2 separate regions of the Homo sapiens genome follow, and region 2 is linked to region 1. Evidence: chromatin loops called from intact Hi-C (ENCODE). Cell type or tissue: PC-9. All regions are shown on one strand. Region 1 overlaps PLXNA4 (plexin A4). Region 2 has its middle 230 kb from the start of PLXNA4-AS2.

Region 1 (4,000 bases):
TGTGGAAGAAGGGGGTGGGGAGAGGGTGGGTTACACCTTGGGCCAGGAATAAAAAAATAATCACTTTTCCATCAGAGACAATTAACTCCAAGTCAATATGCAGATCTTAAAATTCCCAGACTGTGTCTTCCTCAGCATAGCAATAGATCAAGTCAGGGTTGGGGGAAAGTGTCCTCAGGGTTGGGGGAAACTGTCTACTTTCTGGGATTTCCTTTGCTCAGACCTGAGTACTTGGAAGAGCTGGCATCCAAGAAGATTTGGCTCCACTCCAAGGACATTATGGCACCCCTGGAGGTGGCCTTGCCCCAGCAGGAGGGATGGGGTGAAAACAAATGGTTTAGATACCATTGTAGGTGATATTCTTGCACTGTGCTACTAAAAGCAGGTAGAAATGTTTAGAAAGACCCAACTTTCTCCAGCTAGGACCGAGAGAAGTTCTGGGCAGAGCATTTTTTTTTAAAAATTTCCTGAAGGCTGCTAACATTCAATGGAGGCAGTAAGTAGGAAGACTCACTAACAGAAGCAGATTGGTAGGCTGGGGACATGCCCCACTGAACAGCTCCCAGTAGTCACGCCACAAAGTCTAGAAGAGTTAAACGCATCTTACCTAAAGGCAGGTCCTGGGAGATATCAGACCCAGCACAGCTTTAAAAGGAGGAAATCGCATCACAAAGTTTTGCTACACTGAGTGAGCAATCTAGATTTTTGAGTCTTATTTCAGAAAGGTTGGAAGAACCCCAGAACGAAGGTCTTCTCTCACTAGGAGTTAATATGGGAGCAAACCCCATGCTTTGGTTCTGTGGTCTCAACCTTGGTTCCTACCTGGTTTTTCATATTCAGCAGGGATAGTCTCTTCTCCCGGTGAAGAGGATGAGGAGCCAGAGTATACTACATTGAATACAGTTTTGGTACCAAAGCCTGACTTCTGCCTTCATCTGTGCATTGCTTTGGGGCCCAGGGCTAGGTGCCAGGGTGCTTCGCTGAGCCCTAATGCTTTGCCCATCCTAGCAGTTGTTGGTGCGGGCAACAGGCCCACACTGCCTCAGAAGAATGATCTGGGGAAGAAGATCTGGAAAAGCTACAGGGAGGCAGTTCTGGAAGCAATGGGACAAAGGATAAGCCAGCTTTGCCTCAGGTAGAGCTCTCAACCAGAGACCACCTTGGCTCTGCATCTCATCAATAATTATTGAGACCCAGCTTTATGCAAGCTTCCGTACTAAGTGCTGAATACTGATGTGCGATCTTGAAATTTCAACCTGAAATACAAATTACTCACAAGTGAAAGGAAGGATGATCCATGTTAAAAGGAGAGAGGGGATCATAGGGGAGAACACCTAGAGTGTCAATTAGTACTTGGAGAATCCTGTTGTCTCAAAGGAAGACATAGTGGTTAAGGGCAGGTCTCTTCACCACACAGAGCTTGGAAAAGAGAAGAGAGCAATTGCTTGAATAGAATAGGAATGCCCTTTGTTCACCTGGCTGGTTCCTAAGTGTGTTTCAAAACTGCTTGCAAGTCACTGTTAGACATTGCCCTTCTAAGATCTGGTTGCACACGACACATCCTCCATCTTCCATAGCATTTGTCCCACACCAGCAGACTTCCTTGCCTCTCACCCTCATCTGTCAGTTCATTGAGGGCAGGGGCCATGTCTGATTAGCCCCGTGTCTAGCATAATCACAGGCACCCAGGAGGTACTTGGATGGGAGAGTGTCCTGGCCGTGACATTTGGCATATTTTTCTTGCTTCTTCAGCTGGTTCAATAAATGTTTGTTAACTGACTAAGTGATAGGAAAGAAAGATGCACAGACAGATTTGACTAGAGGGAAGTAAGAGAGGGAGTGAGCACAAAAATCTAGGAAGAGTGGATGGGGAGGACCAGAGAATGTGCCTGCTCAGAGTCCCTGCTGATGAAAACAGGCTCTGGCCAGCCCTTCTCCTGGAGGCCCAGAGTCCCACCACCATTAACTTGAGGCTGGGTGGGCTCAGGGCTCCCGATGTGCCCCCTGCCCTCCCTTCACTCACCAATTGCTCTTCCAGGTATGGCGGACGTGCGGGTCATGAATGCCATGTTTATCAGCCTGCTCATCCAGGAAGTCAAACATGTACTTGATGGCCAGGGGCAGGGCAGAGCCACGGTGTGCCGTGCTGAAGATGGTCTCAAAGAGGTCATCCACAAACTTCTGCAGTGTGCCCTGGAGAGGCAGGATACGTCCAGACACAGCTCGACTCACGTAGTTCTGAGGATGGCTTTTAAAACCTGCCTCACAGACCTAGGCAGGGGAGGATGGTATACAGCCCACCCTACTTGGGTAAAATTGGGTAAGTCCATGCATTAAATCATTTTTTCCCATTTCATCTGTCTCTAACAGCTTTAAATTTCCCCTGCACATGGAAAAGAGATATAACACTGATGACTGGACCTACGTAAGGCTTCCTCTGCCAACAACACGGTTTGGTTGAACACCCTCTGGCGGTGTTATTTTAGCACTTTTCACAAATGCTAATGAACACTCACTTGGTCAGAGCAGACAAACACAATCTGCTGGCTTTGTTTGGGCATTACTCACACTGGCTAATGAACAGTGACTCACTTGGCTCTGCAGAGAGCAGAGCTGAGCCCAGTCTCAGGAGTGAAAGACTAGCACTGCAGGCAAGCAACGTCCCCAGAACCAGGATTAGAAATGGTGCCGGAGGCCAGACACGGTGGCTCATGCCTGTAATCCCAACTTCTGGGAGGCTGAGGCGGACGGATCATTTGAGGCCAGGAGTTTAAGACCAGCCTGGCCAACATGGTGAAACCCCACCTCTACTAAAAATACAAAAAAAAAAAAAAAAAAAAATTAGCCAGGCGTGGTGGTGCATGCTTGTAGTTTCAGCTACTTGGGAGGCAGGAGGATTGTTTGAACCTGGGAGGAGGAGGTTGCAGTGAGCAGAGATTGCACCACTGCACTTCAGCCTGGGTGACAGAACAAGACTCTGTCTCAAAAAAAAAAAAAAAAAAAAAAAAGAAAAGATATGGTGCCTGGGAAGTCGTGATGGAGCCCCGACTTCCCCAACTTGAGATTGTAGATGATACCACAGAGAAGAAATCATTCTTTTATAAGGCATGGCAGAAGAATGTGAAAAGAGGCAGTTAGAGTCTCAGTATTTCAGAAGGGCATGGAGAAGGGGTAGAAACAAATCTTCAGATTGCATGCCAACACTGATGTATTGGCAGGGTTTGCCTGGAGTTCTGGATTGAGAAGGATTCTGAGGTTCGGTACGGGGAATGGTCAGCAGTGCCTCCTGGGGTGGGTAATAGAGTGGGCACCAGCATGAATGCTGGGTACTGGCTACTCTGGCATTTCTGTGGGCTGATGAAGTCCCTCTCCATAGCCTCTGGGCTCCCTGCACCCAGTTCTCAAGTCTGATACCTTAGTGGCCAGGAGTCGGGTCAGGTAGATTTCAGACACCATCTTGCTCCCCCGGTCCCCCTCCTTCTGGTCTCCGTGCTCGTGGTTCTTCACTAGGTGCCACATCTTGACTCCACTCTCCAGGTCAGGAGTGATCATAGGTGTCCGTGAGCGGAGGCTGTCGGGGCTGCCCGTGTACCGGATCATGTTTTCTGCCAAGGCAAGGATCACCCCCCGACATATGTGAGGCCACACAGCCTTAGCCCATCACTTACCATGCATCCCTTGCTCCGGCAGAAGCCAACGACTGTCTGATCATTCCTGCCATTGGTCGGTGCTGTCACCTTGCCTTGGTTTGGTGCATTCCCTGAAACTGGGATGCCTTTCTCACCACCTCCAGGAAACTATCTGTGGCTAATTCTACCCACTCAGATCTCCCCCTTCTTCCTGTACTCTGCATCGTGTCAACCCTTAATTATTCAATTTGTAAAAATATAAGCCTGTACTTTTTTAATGCTTTTCCTTGTAAGAGTTCTCAAGTCACGTCTCAGGATGTGTTCTGTGCAGCCAATTAAGTACATACTTAAGAGCAGGTAGCCTGTCTCCC
Region 2 (4,000 bases), 110 kb before region 1:
AAAAAAAAAAAAAAAAAAAAAAAAAAAAAAAAAAAAAAGGAAATCATGAAAGGAGCCCACTTCCACTCAGATAGGGTGGTGTGCAGAGGTTAGAATTCATGAGGACCATATGATGATATGCTGGTCCAGGTGACCAGGAAAGAGGTTGGAGGAAAGGCATCTCAGTCCTATTAGAGGTCTAGGGTCCTGTCCCAGTGGGAGAAATCGCAGGGCCTTTGGAGAGAAACAGCTCAGACACCAGTGCTAAATAGACCTGGCTCAAGTTCTGGCTCATTGGCCGTATGGCCCTAGGCCAGTGACTTAACACCTCTAGCCTCAGTTTCTTTATCTCTAAAGTGAGAATAATAATACTTACTCTGCTGTATAGTGTATGGATTAGAGACAACAAGGTCACCTTGCTCAACATAGAGTCAGCCCTGAACCTATTAGCAAGGTCTGAGGTTTCCAAGGGTTTTCAAGGGCATGGCTGGGAAGAAGTTGGCATTCAGCCTTCCCATCACCTAGCATCGAAAATCCTCCTTGGGAAGCCCAGGGGAGAGTTCTGGCTCAAACACTGACTCACCAAGTGGGAATAAATACTTACGAGAGTCAGGCAATCTCCCCAGATTTCTTCCCTACCCTTTGGCTCTACTCCCCTCTTTTCATAGTTGACATTTAACGATATTCTGCGGAGAGGGGCTCAGCATTTAAAAAGATTCAATGGAAGGATCCAGAAGCAGGGAACCTGGGAGAACTTTTTAGCTGATGTTAAAAGTGCAAGATGAAAAGTGCTTTCGAGCCTGAAATTGAGTAACTATTGAGATTTGCTTCTGAGCCTGTGATTTGGTGTTGGCATATTTATAGGAGACCCTGGACTATTGAAGGGTGTGCAGGCTGGGCCACTTGCCAAGAAAGCCCTGGCTCAGTTCCTTCTGGAGCCTGCCAAGTTTTTGCTGCCCTAGGTTGTAGCCTTGAAGCTGAGGGACTTTCAGAGGCCCCAAGATAGCCCTAGGAAAAGAATGTCAAAAGCAATAGCAACGACTATCTAGCAAAGCATTGTGATAAATGCATTATCTTATCTTCACAGCCATCCTATGAATTAGATAGTATGGTGGTATCTTATATTAATTAAACAGCACTGGGAAGCAGAGTGCATAATAATGAGTCCTGATTTTTACTCACTGTGTAAACTTGGCAAGTTATTACCCTCTCAAAGCCTCGGTTTCCTCACCTGAAAAATGGGGATAGATGTATCTATCTCATAAAATTATTTATTTGAGATTTTCCAGATAAAGCAGGTAGCCAATATCAAGCATATGGTATAACACTCAGTAAATATTAGGCATTGTTATCTCTATTTTATAGATGCAGACACTGAAGCTTTAATGAAGTCAGTGGTGTGCCCAAAGTCACCTAGGCAGGGAGAGCAGGAGCCAGAACTCAAACTCAAGTATGTTTGACTGTGATGCCTTTGTTCTTAATCACTGGGTATGCTGCCTGAGCTGAAAAATTTCTGCAGGAGGTTTTGCTCAGTGGGAATTATAGCAGAGGTTTGGATTATGGTCTCTTTTTAAATTCTTAAAGAAGCAAGAACATCTAGACTAGAAGCATGGAGGAGAGAGGGTGCTGGAGCAGCCAGGCTGTGCTAGGAGAGTGGCTGTCCATGAGGATGTGTTTTCAGTGTTGGGCATGGTTGTTCTCTGCTCTGGGTCATTCTAGGTGGGCAGCCACCCAGAGAGGATGTGTTGTCAGTGTACTCCCTTCATTTTGACTTGCTCCATAACCATAATCTTAGGAAAGGGTGTCAGAAAGGATTAGATTTAGTATCACTGTATTGGAATGTGGAATTTCCAGTTTCAGGTGAAAGAGGCTATACCGGAAGGAGGTACTTTTTCTCTGTCCATCAGCCTGCCTCGCTCTTTCTCCTTTCCCTCTTCTACTGTCTCTCTCTTTCTCTCTCTCCCTGCCTCTTATTCTTGCTGTTTCTCAGAATGCCTATGAAAAAAAACAGCTAGTCCACAGCCTGGTGTCTTAGATGCCAATTCTTGGAGCAGTGGATTGCAACTAGATCTGTGCTTCTCAAACTCTCTTGGATGATGGGACAGAGTTTTTCTTTTCTTTTTTTTTTATTACTATTATACTTTAAGTTTTAGGGTACATGTGCACAATGTGCAGGTTAGTTACATATGTATACATGTGCCATGCTGGTGTGCTGCACCCATTAACTCATCAATTAGCATTAGGTATATCTCCTAAAGCTATCCCTCCCCCCTCCCCCCACCCCACAACAGTCCCCAGAGTGTGATGTTCCCCTTCCTGTGTCCATGTGTTCTCATTGTTCAATTCCTACCTATGAGTGAGAATATGTGGTGTTTGGTTTTTTGTCCTTCTGATAGTTTACTGAGAATGATGATTTCCAATTTCATCCATGTCCCTACAAAGGACATGAACTCATCATTTTTTATGGCTGCATAGTATTCCATCGTATATATGTGCCACATTTTCTTAATCCAGTCTATCATTGTTGGGCATTTGGGTTGGTTCCAAGTCTTTGCTATTGTGAATAGTGCCACAATAAACATATGTGTGCATGTGTCTTTATAGCAGCATGATTTATAGTCCTTTGGGTATATACCCAGTAATGGGATGGCTGGGTCAAATGGTATTTCTAGTTCTAGATCCCTGAGGAATAGCCACACTGACTTTCACAATGGTTGAACTAGTTTACAGTCCCACCAACAGTGTAAAAGTGTTCCTATTTCTCCACATCCTCTCCAGCACCTGTTGTTTCCTGACTTTTTAATGATTGCCATTCTAACTGGTGTGAGATGGTATCTCATTGTGGTTTTGATTTGCATTTCTCTGATGGCCTGTGATGAAGAGCATTTTTTCATGTGTTTTTTGGCTGCATAAATGCCTTCTTTTGAGAAGTGTCTGTTCATGTCCTTTGCCCACTTTTTGATGGGGTTGTTTGTTTTTTTCTTGTAAATTTGTTTGAGTTCATTGTAGATTCTGGATATTAGCCCTTTGTCAGATGAGTAGATTGCAAAAATTTTCTCCCATTCTGTAGGTTGCCTGTTCACTCTGATGGTAGTTTCTTTTGCTGTGCAGAATCTCTTTAGTTTAATTAGATTCCATTTGTCAATTTTGGCTTTTGTTGCCATTGTTTTTGGTGTTTTAGACATGAAGTCCTTGCCCATGCCTATGTCCTGAATGGTATTGCCTAGGTTTTCTTCTAGGGTTTTTATGGTTTTAGGTCTAACATGTAAGTCTTTAATCCATCTTGAATTAATTTTTGTATAAAGTGTAAGGAAGGGATCCAGTTTCAGCTTTCTACATATGGCTAGCCAGTTTTCCCAGCACCATTTATTAAATAGGGAATCCTTTCCCCATTTCTTGTTTTTGTCAGTTTTGTCAAAGATCAGATAGTTGTAGATATGCGGTGTTATTTCTGAGGACTCTGTTCTGTTCTGTTCCATTGATCTGTATCTCTGTTTTGGTACCAGTGCCATGCTGTTTTGGTTACTGTAGCCTTGTAGCATAGTTTGAAGTCAGGTAGCATGATGCCTCCAGCTTTGTTCTTCTGGCTTAGGATTGACTTGGTGATGCGGGCTCTTTTTTGGTTCCATAGAACTTTAAAGTAGTTTTTTCCAATTCTGTGAAGAAAGTCATTGGTAGCTTGATGGGGATGGCATTGAATCTATAAATTACCTTGGGCAGTATGGCCATTTTCACGATATTGATTATTCCTACCCATGAGCATGGAATGTTCTTCCATTTCTTTGTATCCTCTTTTATTTCATTGAGCAGTGGTTTGTAGTTCTCCTTGAAGAGGTCCTTCACATCCCTTGTAAGTTGGATTCCTAGGTATTTTATTCTCTTTGAAGCTATTGTGAATGGGAGTTCACTCATGATTTGGCTCTCTGTTTGTCTGTTATTGGTGTATAAGAATGCTTGTGATTTTTGTACATCGATTTTGTATCCTGAGACTTTGCTGAAGTTGCTTATCAGCTTAAGGAGA

What was found. A loop is a pair of places that touch in the nucleus more often than their neighbours do. Peaks named below come from ENCODE experiments on the same cell type or tissue, not always from the same donor. Only the 100,000 strongest peaks of a DNase experiment are listed, where the experiment ranks them.
Region 2: a loop joins it to region 1, with 7 times the contacts of the local background. A loop is called at or near these places in 2 of 110 quality-filtered maps.

What each region holds. Positions count from the first base shown.
Region 1 is chr7:132,143,096-132,147,095 of GRCh38, forward strand. It overlaps PLXNA4 (plexin A4), which reads right to left. Exons shown (of 32, transcript NM_020911.2): 28 at 3,415-3,605; 29 at 2,024-2,193. Among named protein-coding and RNA genes, the nearest start is that of PLXNA4-AS2, 120 kb to the right of the region's middle. In PC-9, a CTCF peak has its summit at 2,485; a DNase peak (open chromatin) is centred at 2,566; H3K27ac peaks cover 776 bases.
Region 2 is chr7:132,029,322-132,033,321 of GRCh38, forward strand. No RefSeq gene overlaps it. Among named protein-coding and RNA genes, the nearest start is that of PLXNA4-AS2, 230 kb to the right of the region's middle. In PC-9, no CTCF peak of the experiment used is centred here; a DNase peak (open chromatin) is centred at 1,790; H3K27ac peaks cover 2,110 bases.